Linked DNA regions of Homo sapiens: regions 1 and 2 are each linked to region 3. Evidence: read pairs that join two places in POLR2A ChIA-PET (ENCODE). Cell type or tissue: GM12878. All regions are shown on one strand. Links, peaks and the distances in the headings refer to the core of each region. The heading gives the core; the rest is flanking DNA.

Region 1 (6,049 bases), core at 772-4,771, 130 kb before region 3:
GATAGACGGATATAGGTGGGTGCCCTGAGGTGAACAGCTTTTTCTCCCTGAGCCACGTGTGCTTTTCCCATCTGTAAAATATCTTTAGTGATACTTACCTGGCCATGCTGTGGGAAGGGTTTACTGTGATAACATGTGAAAGTTCTTGCTATATAGAGCAAGTAATCAAGATATTTAGCCACTTTTCATATTTTGTTTCATATTTTGGAGCATTTTGGATTTCAGATTTTCAGATTAGCGATGCTCCACCTTTTGTAGGTTTAAAATGCTTTTTATTCAACTACATGGTTTGGGTTTTTATTCTTACCTGTCTCCCCTCCCTTTTATTATCTTCAGAAAATACAGATGACAGTCCCTCTGTGTTTGATACTTCATATTACAGTTTGATAGGCTTGGGAAATGTATCAGTTGGGATTTGATTCTGGGTTTGATTTGATCAGCGTGGTAACCCTAAACAAGTTACCTCCTTTCCCTACAGGAATCTTATGGGATCCTATAGGAATTATAAAGGTCAGTGTTTAATGAGCCCTCCGTATAAGGCAACTGTCACTGTGATGAATGCACTGCATGGATTATCTCATTTGATGCTGTACTTCTAAGAGGTAGATACTGTTATAATCTCCTAATACAGATGGGGAAGGTGAGGCACACTAAGGTTGTTTGAGAGCATGCAGCTAGAGTTGCACTAGATGAAGATTAAGGGGCCAGAATTTGCAAAGGAGAAAGCACTCAGTATATGTGAATACACATGCACAGATACACACATGTACACACACCCTGAATATTTTCTTAAAACACAAGAGCTACTAGATTGTAACACTGGGAATTCCCCAGGACGATAGAGAGGTCTAAGGACCAAGCAGTGTGAGAAAGATGTCAGAAGTGCTACCTGTATTTGGTTGTAATTGTAGCTACTTTGCATTTTTTAAACAAAGAAAATTTCTACATGCTCTATAGAGTGACACATACTTTTAAAGGCTGTAACTGGTATTGCGATGTTTTCTTTAGGAAAAAAAAATCAGTTATTTCTCAAATCATTGAGCATTCTGTCCTGAGAATGTGCTCAGGATAATCACGGAGGATAAGTTCCAGCCGCCAGGGGAGAGCAACTGGCAGTCTCAAAATATTCTCTGTAAATATATTAGTCTGAAAATTGCATTTTAATGTGGTGTACTAGTAAAATAGAATTTTACTTGCTAAATTATTCCATGTTAATAGTGGTATAATTTTTCTAGAGAAAGGCTAATTTTATTTAAAAAAAAAATAGGTCATTCATTTCTTCCAAAATTATTGAATTATCCTTTGGAATAACCTGTTAGTACTTCCTCTTCTATTTCAGTCAGGGTAATAGAATACAAGAAAGCTGATTGAATTTTATGATAAGAATTTGATTTTCAGAAATGTCATTTTCACCACAATGTTTGCTTTGACCAGCTTTGCTCTATAGTGCATTTTGACTTGAATGCTGTATTTTGGTATTTAAAGTGAGTTAAGGAACTTACGTGGTGCTTTTCACCATGTAGGTGATGCTAGCGTAATATATTCATTTAGTTGTGTCTGATGTCATTCAAAGAGTAATTCTTGAAATGGGTTGGTTAACAATGATTTCAAAGAGTAATTCTTGAAGTGGGTTGGTTAACAATTACTCATACCAGATCATTTCCCCAAATCTGTCTAAAGGGCCAAATTCTGAATTAGCCTATTGTGGAAATTTCTTTGTTTTCTAGCATACAGAGGAAATCAGGCTGCCAGTGCATGGTGAATGTATTTCTCATGATTTAGAAGTGAACAAAGTATAGCTGATGTAGAGCAAATGCACAAGTTTGCCACTAGACACCGGAAGAACAGTGAAGCTATTAATAAGATAAATTCAAAACATACCCTTTTACTTGAATAATTATGTACCTCATTTATGTTTTTCCTTGAAGGCTAGTTATTGTCAGGTTAATGAAAATTTGAAAGTTGCATGTAATCTTAAACTGTTAGCTGTAGATCCCAAAGAATCACAAGCTTTTAAAATAAATGGGCACCTCTATTAAGAGTTTAACAAATAAAATATCAATGATTATAGGTTGCTCTTATCAAATTATTTAATTATTGTTCATTGGTCAAAATTCAAAGGTGTTGCTTTAGTGCAAGAAAAGGAGGTGCACAATAAATTAGCAGTGGGCAGGTAGGCAGATTATAAGTACTGCCCTTGGAATTTTTTTGGTATATTAACTAGCTTCTCTTCTAGGGAAAGACTTGCTTTTTTATGACAAAGAAAGTTTCTCATGTATGTTTTGGATGTGTTCCATTTACCTGTATAAAGAGAAACCTTGAATCTCAAACCATTAACCATTTCCTTACTCTGAAGGGTAGTTTGAGAACTGGCAAATCTTGCATTTATAAGGTAACTGGTTAAAGAGACTCGAGTTATCTCTGTGCATCTCTGGAGTCAGTTCTATTGAGGGCATCTGTTTGGGTTAAATTGTGTCCCCCCCAAAAATATAACTTGAAGTCCTAATACTTCATATCTGCAAATGTAACCTTATTTTGAAAAGGGTTTTTGCAGATGTTAAGGTGAGGTCATACTGGATAGAGTAGGTTAGGGTTCTTAATTCCTTATAACTGGTTTTCTTATAAGAAGAGGGAAATTTGTTTTTGTTTTGTTTTGCTTATCCTGGCTTGCTTTAAGCTTTAGAAGAAGAGGGAAATTTGGACACAGACACACAGGTAGAGTGTCGTATAAAGACAGACACACAGACACACAGAAGGAAGACATGCGAAGATGGAGGCAGAGACTGGACTTGTGCTGCCACAAACCAAGGGATGCTTGGGGCTACCGGAAGCTTGAAGAAACAAGGAAGGGTCCTCTCCTGAAGACTTTGGAGGGATCATGGCTCTGCCAACACCTTGATTTCAGACTTCTAGCTTCTAGAACCGAGAGAGAATAAATTTTGGTTGTTTTAAGCCACCCAGTTTATAGCAGTTTCTTACAGCAGCCACAGGACACTTAATCCACAAGCCTTTGGAGTCAGTCGGCCTGCGTTTGAATCCTGGGTTTACCTTCTAATGCTGTGATCTTGGGCAAGTTACTGAACCTCATGGTGCCACAGTTGACTCATCTGTAAAATAGGACTAAAAAGAACACCATCTTCCTATAGTTGTTTTGAGGATAAAACAATATATGTATAGCACTTTGAACAGTGCTTGCTGCTATTATATTTCAAAAACCAATTGTTTCAAAGCTAAAAGGAAATGATTTTTGATAATTCTACAAATATCTCCTGAACTTCCTCTTTAATGACAGGCCATATGCTAGCCAGTAAGTGTACATGTTGGCCCAGGCAGACAGGATCCCTGCTTTCCTAGATCCATCAGGCGCTTATTCCTCCATTAACATGAAGAAGAAGGACATGTTCCTTGTGGTAGCATTATGGGCAAGAGCTGGGTGTAGCCTTTCCTGTGGACCTCAGAGACATGTATTAGGGAGGTGGTGAATATGGAGCCAGACTGCTTGGGTTTAAATTCTAGTTCTTATCAGCTCTGGCCTTGGGGAGTGATAGAATTTTTGAATTATTTCTCTACCTCCACATCTGCAAAATGGAGACAATAATAGCGCCTTTCTCAGTAGGGTTATTGTAAGGATTAAATGAGTTAAAATACTTAAAGTACCTAGAATAGTCAGCACGTAATGAATATTGTTATATTATCAAATGAAACCAGAAAGGCCTCAAATTTGTAAATTCATTCTTTTGCATTTTATTAAGTGTAGGGAGTTAATGCATAAATCAGATGGAGCTCTTTTCCACATAGAGCTCATAGTCAAATGGGGGAGACTTATTCGTCTACATGTTAGTGAAATAGCATATGAACAAAGAATATGGGGGTAGAAAGAAGAGTGTGATTAAATCTCCTAGGAGTATCAGGAAAAGTTGTTTTAAGACGGGTTTTGAAGGTTAAGTAGGAGTTTGCCAGGCAACAAAGGCAGAATAGAGCTTAGAGGATGTGGGAGGAAGCATCTCTAAAGACGTTGGCAGGTACAGCAGACACCCAGCAGTCACAGTGCTACAAGAGTATAGACTCTGGAGCCAGGATTGAAATTCTGCCAGTTACTGTTGTATGACCTTGAGTCACTTTCTTGACCTCTCTGTACCTCTGTATTTTCATCTTTTAAGTGGGGATCACAGGCTTTGGGTAGATAACTTGGAGTGCTTAGATCAGTGTTTGGCCAAAATAAGTGCTCAGAAAATACTGGCTTTTATTAGTGTTATTATTCTTGTATTTGCTATTGGAAGATAAGCATTAAGAAGGCTCATCAAATATTTTTAGTTCAGTTCAGTGATTCCTGTGGGCTTGGATAAATGCTGCGGCCCTGAGCCCATATACTCTCTTGAAAACAACTTTCACCATTTGAACACTGGTATTAAGAGGGGAAAAAATAACATGCATATTGTTCGAGCAGGAGAAAAAAATATTAAAATAGGCCAGACATTGGCACAAAGTTGTGTACAGATTGCTGATTAGGCAAAATAAAAAAAATAAACCGGCATGTTGAGCCAACATGATTTTGTTGTTAAATCTGGTGAACCACCTGTATCTTTAAGTGATCAATTTAAAGATAGTTTTGGTTTGTTGTTAATTGTCTTCAAATTACCCAGTGACATCAGTCTATGTTCAGAACTAATACAATTTAAAAAAACTAGTGCTGGAGCACACCCTCCGTGGTGGTGCCGCCTCACTTGGGCTGTGTTCAGAGGGGGAAAGGAGTGTGTGGGATTTCTTCGGCCACACATTTCAGAGCTATGATGGCAAATGCATGATTTCAACTGTGGTCTCACTTAGTTTTATTTTTATTTTTGAAGAGGAGGATTATTTCCAATTGTGGTTTTCTTTGATCATGAAAGGAAAATGTGCTCATGATGGCAAGAGTCAGGCAAAAAGAGACTAAAAAGTAAACATCACTAGAAATTTCAACATTTGGAGATAATTGTTAACACTTGTGGTCAAACCTTCTAAGCCTCTCCCCACTTGCAAAAAAAAAAAAAAAAAAAAAAAGCAGGGGGCTTTTCTCAACGACAGGAACAGCAAAGACCAGCACTGGATGTGGGGCAGTGAGGTTTTGGGGGAGATGCTTAATTGAAAATTGTTTTGGAAAGTTCCAGACAAAAACAGCAAAATGGTGATAATGGAATTTTTTTGCATTGAATGTGTTTAAAATCTTTGCGATAATAAGTGGCTGGGCAAAGGTTACCTATGTATTCATCCAGCATGTGTTTATTGAGTACCCACTAGGTGCTAGGGGTATAGTAAGTGGACACAACAGATGAAAATCTGAACTTTGGTGGCACTTGCACCCAGTGTCAGGACTATAGACAGTAACTAACCATAGTACGTAATTGACATTACAAACTGTAAGTGCTGTGATGAAAAATGAACTAGACGGGGGGATGGGTGATCATGGGATGGGCTAGGAGGGGATGTGATTTTTTTTTTTTTGAGACGGAGTCTTGCTCTGTCGACCAGGCTGGAGTGCAGTGGCGGGATCTTGGCTCACTGCAAGCTCCGCCTCCCGGGTTCACGCCATTCTCTTGCCTCAGCCTCCCAAGTAGCTGGGACTACAGGCGCCGCCACCACACCCAGCTAATTTTTTGTAGTTTCGGTAGAGACGGGGTTTCACCGTGTTAGCCAGGATGGTCTCGATCTCCTGACCTTGTGATCTGCCCGCCTTGGCCTCCCAAAGTGCTGGGATTACAGGCATGAGCCACTGAGCCTGGCCGGGATGTGATTTTTAAATCGAGGAGAGGACTTGAAAGAGTTGAGGGAGGATCCCCTGGGTTGTGCATATGGCGGGAAGGGGTATTCCAGGAGTGGAGGATGTCAGCAGGGTGGGAATGGGATCAGTGAGGGGAGGAGGAGCAGAGGAGTCAGAAGGATCTAAGGGTAGGGCTGAAGGTGGGAAAACAACCTGTAGGGCTGTTTAGGACACGGAAAGGGCCTTGACTTTGCTGCCAACGAAGATGTGAAGGCTCCAGGCAAGGGTAACAATCTAACTTACATTTTATGA
Region 2 (6,049 bases), core at 772-4,771, 150 kb before region 3:
TGATTAAAATAAAGACAGAAAATTCAACCTCAAGGAAAGCTCATTTGTCTTCTACAAATAGCATTTCAGCGAGTCAAAGAAATTAGAGGTGGAAAAATCAATTAGAGCTAATCTACCAGCTTGTCAGAAAAGATTGCTTTCTACGAAATATATTCTAGCTCTTTGTCCAGGTTAATTCTAAAAGTCTCACGGGATGGAGCACTTGTTATATCCTTTTGAAGTTTTTCCTTTTATCTAATTGACCCTACCAAGAATCTTTTTTTTTTTTTTTTTTTTGCTAATATCTAACTTCCATATTAGCTACTAATTCTGTGCTATTACTTTTAATCATACCTCTTCCTATACTAATGTCCCTTCCCCACCAAGTTTGGTTTTTATGATCTCAGATATTTGTAAGGAGCTAGCTTTCTTTCATTTAACCTAATGACAAATGTTTGCTTGTTATAATAAGCTCTTAAAAGCAAAAGAAATCTTTAGATCTTTTTTCTCCATCTTCCTTTCTTTTCCTATTTTGCAGACCTTGTAATGAGGCACTTAAAAGTGAAGATACTGGCAGGAACAAATAGAGAAAGGAGACTATAAATCCCTTGCTTGATCAAGAAGACTATCAATGTCTTTGCAAATTAGCAATATATATTTTATCTATCTCTGGGATGAGCAAAGCATTTTCTCTTGTAAATGATTTCTAGTTATTTTTAAATGTCTTCTCTCTCAGTGTTCCTCATTTCAGATTCCCCATTCCTATTTAATTATGTTTATATGAATTTAAAATGGAGTATTTTTTCAGGTTGGATGGTGTAATTTATGTACCCTGTGAACATGAAGGTGATGGTTTTCCTCTATTCACAAGATTTAAATTCTTGCCCTTATCATGCAGACAATTACTTGTGAGGCACCCTGCACATTGGTGCTCTGGAGTCAAGTTTCTGCTGTTTGATGATAACCAAAAGAGGGATTCTAGGAGTGGTGAGAGATATCATATAACCAGGGAAGGAGATTGCCCTGGGCATAAGAACATAAATTCCTTGTAGCCGGAACCAGTTCAATAAAATGCCAGTGTCTGCACTAACAACTCCTGGTAACCTGGGGGAAGGGCAGAGACAAAGAGTGTGATGAATTTTATTGTGTGCTTTTGTGCTCATTTGAGTTTCTATGAATTTGTGTATAGAGCTGTCTATTACCATTGTTCAGGAATGATTGAATACGTGTTTATGAAATTTACTAAATATGTTTTTCAATATTAAAAATGTACAGAAACATTTAATTAGCTTTCTCTGCTTACCAAGACACTGTCAGCACTTTAAATAACAAAAAAAGATGTGGTAGAATTTTTCTAGAAAAAGGGCCCTGTACTACCTTTCACAGAGTCATAACATCTCTTTAGGTGAAAGCCTGTGCTCTGGAGCGAGACTGCCTTCTTCAGATTCTGCCTCTGTCCCTTAGCTGTGTGACCTTTGGAAAGTAATTTCACTCCCTTGGCCTCAGTTTCCTCTGTTATAAAAGAGTAATCAGCCTATCTGAGGAAAAACTATTATAAATTGAGACTAAATTGCGTTAACATTTGGATGGTTTTGTTTGTTTGTTTGTTTGTTTTTTGAGTCAGAGTCTCACTCTGTTATCCAGGCTGGAGTGCAGTGGTGTGATCTTGGCTCACTGCAGCCCCTGCCTCCTGAGTTCAAGCGATTCTGCTGCCTCAGCCTCCCTAGTAGCTGGCATTACAGGTGTGCACCACCATGCCTGGCTAATTTTTGTATTTTTAGTAGAGAAGGGGTTTTACCATGTTGCCCAGACTGGTCTCAAACTCTGTGAACTCAAGTGATCCACTGGCCTCAGCCTCCCAAAGTGCTGGGATTACAGGTGTGAGGCACTGTGCCCAGTGAGTTAATGTTTGTGAAGTGCTTAGTGCAGTGCCTTAAAAACTAATTTAATTTTTTTCTTCCTTTCATTCACTAAACAGATATTTATCAAGTGTCTTCTCTGTGATGTGGCTGAAGATAGGAATTTACAGCATGGCAACAAAGAATGATACAACATCTAACTGTACTATGTGTGAAGTGCTACAAAAACATATGGCAAGCTCTGGAATCAAGAAGTGAGGAGGCCAGGTGTGGTGGCTCATGCTTGTAACCCCACGACTTTGGGAGCCCAAGGTGGGAGGATTGCTTGAGCTCAGGAGTTCGAGTCCAGCCTAGGCAACATAGTGAGACCTCATCTCAACGAAAAATAAAAAAATTATCTGGGTGTGGTGGTGCACACTTGTGGTCCCAGCTACGAGGGAGGCTGAGCCAGGGAGGTCGGGGCCTCAGTGAGTCATGAACGTGCCACAGCACTCCAGCCTGGGTGACAGAGCGAGACTATTTCAGGCAAAAGGAACGGCATAAGCAAAGGCACCAAAGTTTGTAACTGCAAGATTTGTTGGCCTGTGTGTGACCAAATATAGGTAAAGATCGTGGGGTGGGTGAGTGGGAGAGGGGATAAGATGCTCTTCCTACTTCAGCTAAGTTGCAAAGGTTCAGGAACTGTGGCCACAGCAAGTGGCCCATGGGGTTGTGCCATTGGTGACACACTGTGCCGTGGTCTTGTCTGTTATTTGCCGCCAGTCCTCCATGGATCCCGACCCTTTTCTTAACCTGATTCTCCATCTTTGGGTTGAGACAGTGAGCTGCCTGACAACTCTCTCAGAAATTATTTTTTCTGGGTAAGTTAACCAGAATGAGTTCCTTTTGCTTGTAACCAAGAGATGTCTCATACAATAGAGAATGTAATCTCTTTGGCATGTCATCTGAATTTCCTAAATTTTAATCAATAAATAATGAAGTACTTCTGTAATAAAATACTTGTATTTAATATAAAAATCAAATGTAAATGTAAAACATAAAAATTTAATTGAAAATTATTTAAAATGTAAAAAAAAATTCACATTGAGACAAAAGGATAAGATGGATAATTAATAATAGTGGGAACAATTTGAAGATAATCTGTATTGAGTGCTTGCCTGTGGGCCAGATACATTGTTACGAGCTTCACGTGCAATATCTCACATGCTTGGTAACAACAATAAGATATTCATGCTATGATTATCATTGTTTTCAGATGAGGAAACTGAGGGGTGAAGAGTTTAAGTCGTCTGCCCAAAACTAGCAGTGGGAGAGTGATGCAGCCAGGATTTAAACCCAGGTAGCCCAAATACGGCATCTACAATCTATCTCAAATCTATGGCATCACAGATGAGCTGGTGTCCACCTTTCCCTGAAGGAGTTGAAGGAGCTTTTATAGAAGAAGTGATATCTGAACTGGACCTTAGAGAGTAAGTAAAATTCTGCCAGATAAAGAATATGTAAAAGTGTTAGTCCAGCCTGAGATTTGTGTGCAAGGGCAGAGTCGGGAAAGGCCACTACGTGCTTGCAGGAATGCCTCATGGGCATAAGTTGCTGGCGTGTGGGTGTAGTGGGGGTTGGGTAGAGGGAGAGGTATGAGCTGGGGACGGGGTGGCTGAAAAAAGAGGTTGGTAGTAGAGGAATCCAAATATATTTTTGAAATGGAATAAGGGTTGTTATATTTTTAATTTTCTTTTTATTACCAACCAAACAAGCAGCAGTGATGGAGTGATGGAGTTTGATTATGTGTCCTTCAGTTTAGTAGTTAAGATTTTATCTTTAAGCAACTGGAAGTCATCAGCGGTTTTAAAGGAGAAGAATGACATCATCAGCACCTTTTTTTAGAAGGATCACTCTGGCAGCGGTGTGAAGAAAGGGCTTGGATTGGGAGTGATGGGTGTCATCAAGGTTGGTTAGCAGGATTCTGAAATATGCATGAAAAGACAGTGAGGACAGTGGACAGTGAGGACAGAGAGGCAGGCCCACATTTGAGAGGCAGGCATTCCTGAGTTGGGAGCAAAAGGGCTTGGTGATTAATTTAATGCGGGTGGTTGAGGAGGAAGGAAGAATTGAAGATGACTGAGATTTCTAGTTTAGAAACCTGAGTAATTGGGGAATGTCATTAACTGAAATAGGAGTGGAAGGAAGGAAATCATCCTATGTGAGGCCTACCAGAAGCTTTACATATGTTATTTAATCTTAAATAAACCTATAATGAAAAAATTAACATGCCCATTTTGCAGATAAGAAAAGTGAGATTCAGTGAGGTAAAGTAGCTTGCCCAAGGTCACACAACTACTAAGAGCTGGAATGTGAAATAAGGTCTTACTCCAGTGCCCCTATTCTTTCCATGATAGTAGGGGACTTTATGCTTTGTACCTCTTTGTACCTTTCTACACTCTAATAATAATTTTAGTTTGGAAAAATAGGACTGAAGCTCAATGGGAAGGTAGACCATGGAAACATGGTCCTCCCAGGAATAGTGCAGTATGAAGAGAGATTAAAGGATTGCCCTAATGACATTAAGGCCCAGAGCAGCACTGTTGAATACAATTTTTTGCAGTGATGCAAATGCTTTTTACTTACATTATCCAATACAGTAGTCATTAGGCCATATGCTACTGAGCACTTGAAATGTGGCTAGTATGAAAGAGGAACCGAAGAGTTAATTCTAACTGATTTTAAGTGATTTCAGATTAAATAAGCATATGTGGCTAGTGACTGCCATATTGGATGGTTTAGGACTAGAGAAACCAGTCAGGCGTAGAGGGTTCATCAGAGAAGAGGCCTTGCTGGTACCCCTGAAAAATCACTCGATATTTGATCATCTGCCTCATACCTCTGGGTAATATTGGTCCTATATTTGGGGACCATAATTTATTAGCTAGCAAAAGGTTTTTTCCTAGTGTGGACTACAAACTTATTTTACTATGTTTTATCTTTAGGAGAGTAAGTACAATACTCCCTCTCCTTTCTTATCTGAGAATCATTATAGTCATTTTCTCTGTATTTACATTTTTCCATACATAGTATTATTTAAGAGCTCAAGCTCCAGGAAAACTGCCTGGGTTCAAATCCCAGTTCTGCCAATGAATATTTTGTGCCTTGAGTTAGCTGCTTCACATTTGCAAGCCTCACTTTCCCTATCCATAAAATAGGGATAATAATAGTGCTTCATTTATAGGGTAGTTGTGAGGATTGAGTTAAATAACCTATGGAAAATGCTTAGCCAGTATCTGGCACATGCTAAATAGTCAGTAAGAGTTAGCTATTCTAAAACTAGTACCGTGTGACAGTGTGTATTTTGTACCTCTGCATTTTGACATTTACTCAACTCTATTTTTGCTTCAATAGAAGGTGTTCCTCCAGATCTCTGTCAGAACATTCCAAAAAGAAATTCATTCCTCAAGATAAGAAGGTAGACAGAGTTTTGAAGAATTAGATTTTATCTTATTGCAGGCATGAGTTTTGAGTTGTTTTTTATTTCACTTTGATTACTAAATTGTTAAAGTATTTAAAATCATTACAGAAGAAAATCATGACCGTGATATTTTGTTGTGATCATTAAAATTCCCTTGGTTTAAGCTCAAACCGTTGCACATATACCACACAATCAAATAATAATACTAGAAGTTCTTAATGTTGGCACAGAAGATTTCTTGATGTTTTGTAGTTATACTGTTTTTTTTGTTTTGTTTTGAGATGAGGTCTTGCTGTGTGGCTCAGGCTGGAGTGCAGTGGCTATTCACAGGCAAGATCCTACTGCAACTTTGAACGTCCAGCCTCATGTACCCTCTTGCCTCAGCCTCCCCAGTAGCTGGTACTACAGGCTTGGGCCACTGCACCTGACTCATACCTGTTTAATTGAAATATTTAATTCCTAGACTCTGGCTATTCAATGCCACTTAGAAGTGGCTGGATATTTGTTGATCATGGACTATTTAAAGACTAATGACGTCACAGGAACAAGTAATAGGATCCCTTTTGTTGTCACCTATTTTGTATTTTGTAATCTTTGGATTGTAAAACTGCATTGTAATATAGTATTGCACTCCCTACGGTGTTTGTGCAAAAAACATTTTTTTTTCCCCATTAGATTGGAATTTTGAGAAATCTGGCTTCAAGTGCCAGTTCTGCCTTTGGTTTGTCTAAATAAAGAAGTCATTTATTTC
Region 3 (6,049 bases), core at 1,411-5,410:
TCACAGGGGAGGATGACAAAGAAGGCAGACAGATGTAAAGTCTGCAATTTCTGTTGCTTTGTGTCCTCAAAATGTTCATACCCATCTATTTTCCCATTTAAGAGGCATCTTGTGTTTCATAATTTCTGAGTCCTCCCACTTAACATGCAGTATTTACTTACAAGTTCATATTTATGAGTTCATAAAGATTTTCTTCTGTGAAAAGTATAAATGCAGCTGAATGTGATTTGCAGCTTTGCTTTGAGTCAGTTAGGGTAGGAAAAGAAGAAATAGACTATTTCTGTTCTCACCATTTAATTGGCCTCCTTACCTCCTAGTTGTGAAAGCTTTTCACTAATGTATTGGTTTATTGATTTATTTCACATTTATTGACTGCTTACTACATCCTATGCCCCGAGGATACAGAGATGAGTGTTCCAGTTAGTAGGCATCTGATGCCTTTGAAACCATCTCTGTCCTGACTGACTTCAGTGCAGATAGCATTGGTTCTAAAATCCTTTCAAGTTCCAGAAATGGCCTGGATCTTGTTCCTGTTAACAGAATAGACAAACCGCAGAGCAGTCTTAGAGTTTTTGAGATCACAAAGGCTGTCTGGGGAACATAAAAGCTGCTTTTCCAGGTGTTTTCCATCGCATCGGGTTTCTAATGAATCTTGCTCCTTTGGCATTACTGGGATACTTTCCAAGTATAAAGTCACTCCACTCCATTTCTGAATTGGCTAAAACCCTAGATGGAAAAGCGTTCAGGAGATCACAGTGGGATGGCATAACTACTGTTTTAAGAGGCAGCTAGGAAGTCTCAGTGGCAGGTGCCACTGCCAACCCATTCTCCCTTCCTTCTTGCCTTTACTCTCAAATGTCTGCCTCTTTTTCATTTTCAGTAGTTTATCCATGGTAGGAAGGACCTTTGAATTGGAGCAATTCAAGAAGCTTTCTAAGATGGTGGGTAGGGCCAGGCATGGTGGCTCACGCCTGTAATCCCAGCACTTTGGGAGGCCGAGGCGGGCAGATCACAAGGTCAAGAGATCGAGACCATCCTGGCCAACATGGTGAAACCCCATCTCTACTAAAAATACAAAAAATAGCTGGGCATGGTGGCATGTGCCTGTAATCCCAGCTACTCAGGAGACTGAGGCAGCAGAATTACTTGAACCAGGAAGTCGGAGGTTGCAGTAAGCTGAGATCACGCCACTGCACTCCAGCCTGGCAACAGAGCGAGACTCCATCTCAAAAAAAAAAAAAAAAAAAAAAAAAAGATGGTTGGTAATAGTTTTGCTTAATTAAACTACACGTACACCTTTGGAAATGTTGACACCCAAAGCCTGAGATCATTTTAAGAAAAGACATCTTCCAGATCTTTTGCTTATAATAGTATTTTTTGATACTCTGAAGTTCTACTCTTAGGGGTAAAACTTATAAATGCTCTTTTCTATCTTGGTACAAACTGCCTTGTTTGTTTGTTTACCTTAAAACAGACTTAGACTACTTTAATTTGGGGGGATTGCTTGCCAGAAACCAAGAATTTCAAGATCCATGTCCTCAGACCATTTACCTGTCATCTCATTCTCAACAAAGAGACGTTGCCAACTATTTTCTAGAAACATTGATGCAATTTGGTCTATTGCCTCCAAATCCCAATACTATTCATTATGAACTTACTATAGCCAGATTTATCTTTCCTGTAGCCCCCACTTACCCAGTTTCATTTCTGTGATTGCAGTTTCCCATAGTACAGTACACTAAGATAGTTATGAGAAATAGAGACCACATTCACTTGCTCTATTTTATTATTGGGTATCATTGTTAATCTCTTACTGTGCCTAATTTAGAAATTAAACTTTATCATCGGTACATATGTATAGGAAAAAACATAGTATAGGTAGATAGGGCTTGGTTCTATCCATGATTTCAGGCATCCACTGGGGATCCTGGAATGCATCCCCCATGGACAAAGGGGAGCTACTGTACTTTCCTTCTAATATCCGAGGATTGTGGACTCCCCTCTTCTTCGAGGTCAGTCCCTTCATCTGTACTCCTGACCCTTTGGCCCACCTCTTTTGAGATCTCAGGCCATCTTTACCTCTTCCCCCTTAGACTTTCAGCCTCTCCCCCTGAACTGAGTCCTTCAGCCTGTAGCCATGCGCTGTGAGCACTTAGTCTCTTCCAGCAGCCACGCATTCCCTTTCCTGGGCTCTTCCACTTGCTCTGTTTATTCTGTTATCTCTGCCTCCACCACTTCACTAAAACAGCTCTCCATCAAGGTGGACAGTGACTTCTTAAATGTCAAATCCAAAGGTATACTTTTCATTTTTTATCTTTATTCATCTCTTTCTATCCCGTGGTACCTCTCTACCATTCTTCCTGGGTCTTCTTCAAAAGATGGTTTTCCTCTGCACATTCTGTTATGTGTGTTCTCCAGGATTCTGCACTGATCCTGTAATGTTCTCCTTCTGTCTATGTTCCTGCAGTGACGTCACTCACTGACACAATCTCTGCTCCTTTCTATGTTGTAATCACTTTTATGCCTTTATGTTTTTCTCAAGCTGCTTCTCCAGGCTTTACGCTCAAGAATATCTCAGTATCTCCCCCTGAATCTTCCACGCTTCAATTTCTCTCTCTTTTTTTTTTTTTTGAGACGGAGTTTCACTCTTGCTGCCCAGGCTGGAGTATGCAATGGCACGATCTCAGCTTACTACAACCTCCGCCTCCCAGGTTCAAGCGATTTTCCTGCCTCAGCCTCCTGAGTAGCTGGGATTACAGGCATGTACTACCATGCCCAGCTAATTTTGTATTTTTAGTAGAGATGGGGTTTCTCCCTGTTGGTCAGGCTGGTCCCGAACTCCCGACCTCAGGTGATCCGCCTGCCTTGGCCTCCCAAAGTGCTGGGATTACAGGCGTGAGCCACTGATGCCTCAGTTTCTAGTGCCCCAAACTAAATTCCTTGTCTTCCTTATTTCTTCTCCTATGTTCTCTACCTTGGTTGTCACTACCATCCACCCATGTGTAATAAACCTAGTGTTCTGCTTTGAACTTCCGGATGGTTCCAAGTACTAATTCTTCTCTCCTCTTCTCTACCTACTTCTACTGCCCTAATCTCCACCCTTTCCTTCTCCCTGAATGATTGTAACAACCGAACAGGTCTCCTGCCTCTACCCTGCCCCCTTCAAATCCACCCAGAGAATCATGCATCCAAAACCCAGATCTGACCCATCAGTGGCTGTTTACACCCAGGATAAAGTCAGAGTTCTTTGAGACATGTACATGGTTGCCATCTGGCTCCAGGCTTCTTTTCTGGCCTCACTCTGCAGGCCTCACTCTAGAGAGTGGCCAGCAACTCTGGACTATACCATGCGGTTTCTTACCTTTCCCTTTTCCATCGCCTTGTCTCGCATCCCTAGCGCGGCTAACTCCTACCCAGCCTTAGGACATGCTAGGCATCCCCTTTTCTTGGAAGGCCTCCCTGACCTGTCCATTTCTGGACTAGACGCCCATGCTTGATATGAATCTCAATGATTATGCTCATCCCATGGCCCTAGGGTGGCCAGTTTGTGTGCATCCTTTGCCTCCCCTAGACTTCACTTTCCTTAGAGATAGAGATGGTATCTTATTCATCTTTGTAGCTACAGTGCTTAGCATGGTGCTGGGTGTATAGTAGGTGTTCTGCATATGTTTTTTAAATAAAAAATCAACTGACAGTAAATCGACTTGATGGCCACAAAAATGGGCAAAAATAATTTCTGCGTAGGAGTCACCCTTAGAAGGGAGCATGAAGGGGACTTCTGCAGTGCTGATAATGTTCTGGTTTTTCATCTGGTGTATTTTCAGTTTCGGAAAATACATTGAGCTGTCCATTGTCGTGTGTGCATTTTCTATATGTTATATGTCACTGAAAAGTTTTTTTTTTTTTCCAATCAACATGACATCTAACCTCTCCAATACAGAAAAAAAAATTTCCTCATTTCAAGCTTTTAAAGTTTTATAGGATATTAGTTCAGATGTCAGAGCAAACAGCCAGGCAGTGCTATTCCTTGATGTTAAGGAAGAATAGAAAAGCATCAGGGAAACGCAGGTGAGATTGCCTGGACTTTTGATGGGGGTCAGAGAAGGCCAGCCCTGGTCAAGCCTTCCAGTGACCTGCACCTCTGTCACACTTATTGCAGGGCCTGCATGCTAATCATCAGCAAGCCCTGGGCCTGCCTGCGGTGACAGGGAGACTTCATCTTGCATGCGACTATGAATAATTCATAAACATGGTTATCTGGAAATATGTGGTCATCATTAGCATTTTAATGAAAAAAAAAAAAAAAAAGCTGTCATTATCCTAAGTCTCTGTTTTGTTTCTACCTTTTTTTTTTCTCCCCCCACCACAGCTAACCATCTCAGTCTTTCCTGAGGACTTGGGAACTGCCGAGGCCTCTGCCAATGTGTTGACTGTCGCTATGGGCTCACTGTTGTCCAGGCAGCTCATGTATGTATGGGATCAGTCTCTCTCTTGCTTTTTTCTCTTTAATTTTCATTGTAGAATATCACAAGAGTACTGAATTGGTAAAAGCTTTAAAGGTTTAAATAAGGATGTTTAGAAATACAAGAGAATGGATTGCTCTAGGGTAAGTTTTAAATATTGCATGGTAAGAAATGTTATCTAAATTAGGATTTTTGTAATTAAGTGGCCCTATAAGACCAGAAGTGTATGTCAACAATCTCCTTTTTCTGTTTCTGTGCATCCATTCTTTTTTTCCAAATTTTTCTTTTCTTTTTTGAGACAGGGTCTTGCTCTGTTGCCCAGGCTGGGGTCCAGTGGCATGAACACAGCTCACTGTAGCTTCGAACTTCTGGTTCAAGTGATCCTTCCACCTTAGCTTACGGTGCAATTGGGACTACAGATGTGCCACCGTGCCTGGCTAATTTTGTTTATTTTTTGTAGAGATGGGGTCTTGCTGTGTTGCCCAGGCTGGTCTTGACCTCCTAGGCTCAAGAGATCCCACCCACCTCAGCCTCTCAAAGTTTCTGGATTACAGGCATGAGCCACCATGCCTGGTCTAATGTATCTATTCTTCTACAGGCTTTTATTTTTTTAAGCTTTCCTTTTTCATCACAATATGTTAACATTTGAAATGATAATAATGCCATAAATTAAAAACGTTTCACAGTGATTGTTTGAATTCCTTTATAATCACAAAATTCATGGACCCAGAAGAGAGGTCCCCTGGGTATGTCTCTGTTTAATATGTATTAGGGAGGGAGTTCCTGGCTCTTACTTCTTAGCCTTCTCCAAAGGAGGAAACTCTTTCAGTTCCCTCAGGGATGACCTTCGATGTCTCACAACACTAAAGTTTTTCCAGCAGTCTTTTGGGAACTGCTATAGTTGTAGCCTTTTCCTATTTGTCGTTACCCCTGATTAACCTGGGAGAAAAATGATTCTTCCCTTTAATGATCTATGTTTATTTCTATGAAGGGCAGTGTGTCTCAGACTTACTTCTTGCTCCCTGCAGTCTTTTGGCCTTGGAGCAGCTGTATAGATATTTATTTGTTTTTGTTGCTTTCCTTTGGAACCTGTGGAATTTTGGCTCCAAGTCAGGGGAAATTTGGGGTAATTCCCCATAAGTGCTTTTGCCCCCATATCCTTTCTGTAATTATGCTTATTCATATTCATCTTTAAGTCCTATTACCTTGTGCAGCTCAGTTTTTTTCTTTATAGGAAAGTTATGGCTGGGCTCATGCCTGTAATCCCAGCAGTGGCTCAAGTCTGTAATCCCAGCATTTTGGGGCCAGGCGTGGTGGCTCACGCCTGTAATCCCAGCACTTTGGGAGGATGAGGCGGGCGGATCACAAGATCAGGAGATGGAGACCATCCTGGCTAACACAGTGAAACCCCGTCTCTACTAAAAATACAAAAAATTAGCCAGGTGTGGGGGCGGGTGCCTGTAGTCCCAGCTACTCGGGAGGCTGAGGCAGGAGGATGGCGTGAACCCGGGAAGCGGAGCTTGCAGTGAACCGAGATCGCGCCACTGCACTCCAGCCTGGGCGACACAGCACTCCAGCCTGGGCGA

The links. ChIA-PET counts read pairs that join two places held together with the same protein. Peaks named below come from ENCODE experiments on the same cell type or tissue, not always from the same donor. Only the 100,000 strongest peaks of a DNase experiment are listed, where the experiment ranks them.
Region 1: POLR2A ChIA-PET joins it to region 3 with 5 read pairs; 3 of 35 experiments call an interaction of 5 or more read pairs at or near these places.
Region 2: POLR2A ChIA-PET joins it to region 3 with 9 read pairs; 2 of 35 experiments call an interaction of 5 or more read pairs at or near these places.

Annotation. Positions count from the first base shown.
Region 1 is chr4:41,195,591-41,201,639 of GRCh38, reverse strand. The region is part of intron 1 of APBB2 (amyloid beta precursor protein binding family B member 2); the gene reads left to right. Among named protein-coding and RNA genes, the nearest start is that of APBB2, 16 kb to the left of the region's middle. In GM12878, for the core only: no CTCF peak of the experiment used is centred there; no DNase peak of the experiment used is centred there.
Region 2 is chr4:41,217,393-41,223,441 of GRCh38, reverse strand. It overlaps UCHL1-DT (UCHL1 divergent transcript), which reads left to right. Exons shown (of 3, transcript NR_102709.1): 2 at 1,958-2,105; 3 at 3,094-3,368. Among named protein-coding and RNA genes, the nearest start is that of APBB2, 5.9 kb to the right of the region's middle. In GM12878, for the core only: no CTCF peak of the experiment used is centred there; no DNase peak of the experiment used is centred there.
Region 3 is chr4:41,063,994-41,070,042 of GRCh38, reverse strand. APBB2 (amyloid beta precursor protein binding family B member 2) reads left to right here. Exons shown (of 18, transcript NM_004307.2): 4 at 4,370-4,467. Among named protein-coding and RNA genes, the nearest start is that of APBB2, 150 kb to the left of the region's middle. RefSeq lists enhancers at 1-264, 5,872-6,049. In GM12878, for the core only: no CTCF peak of the experiment used is centred there; a DNase peak (open chromatin) is centred at 3,772.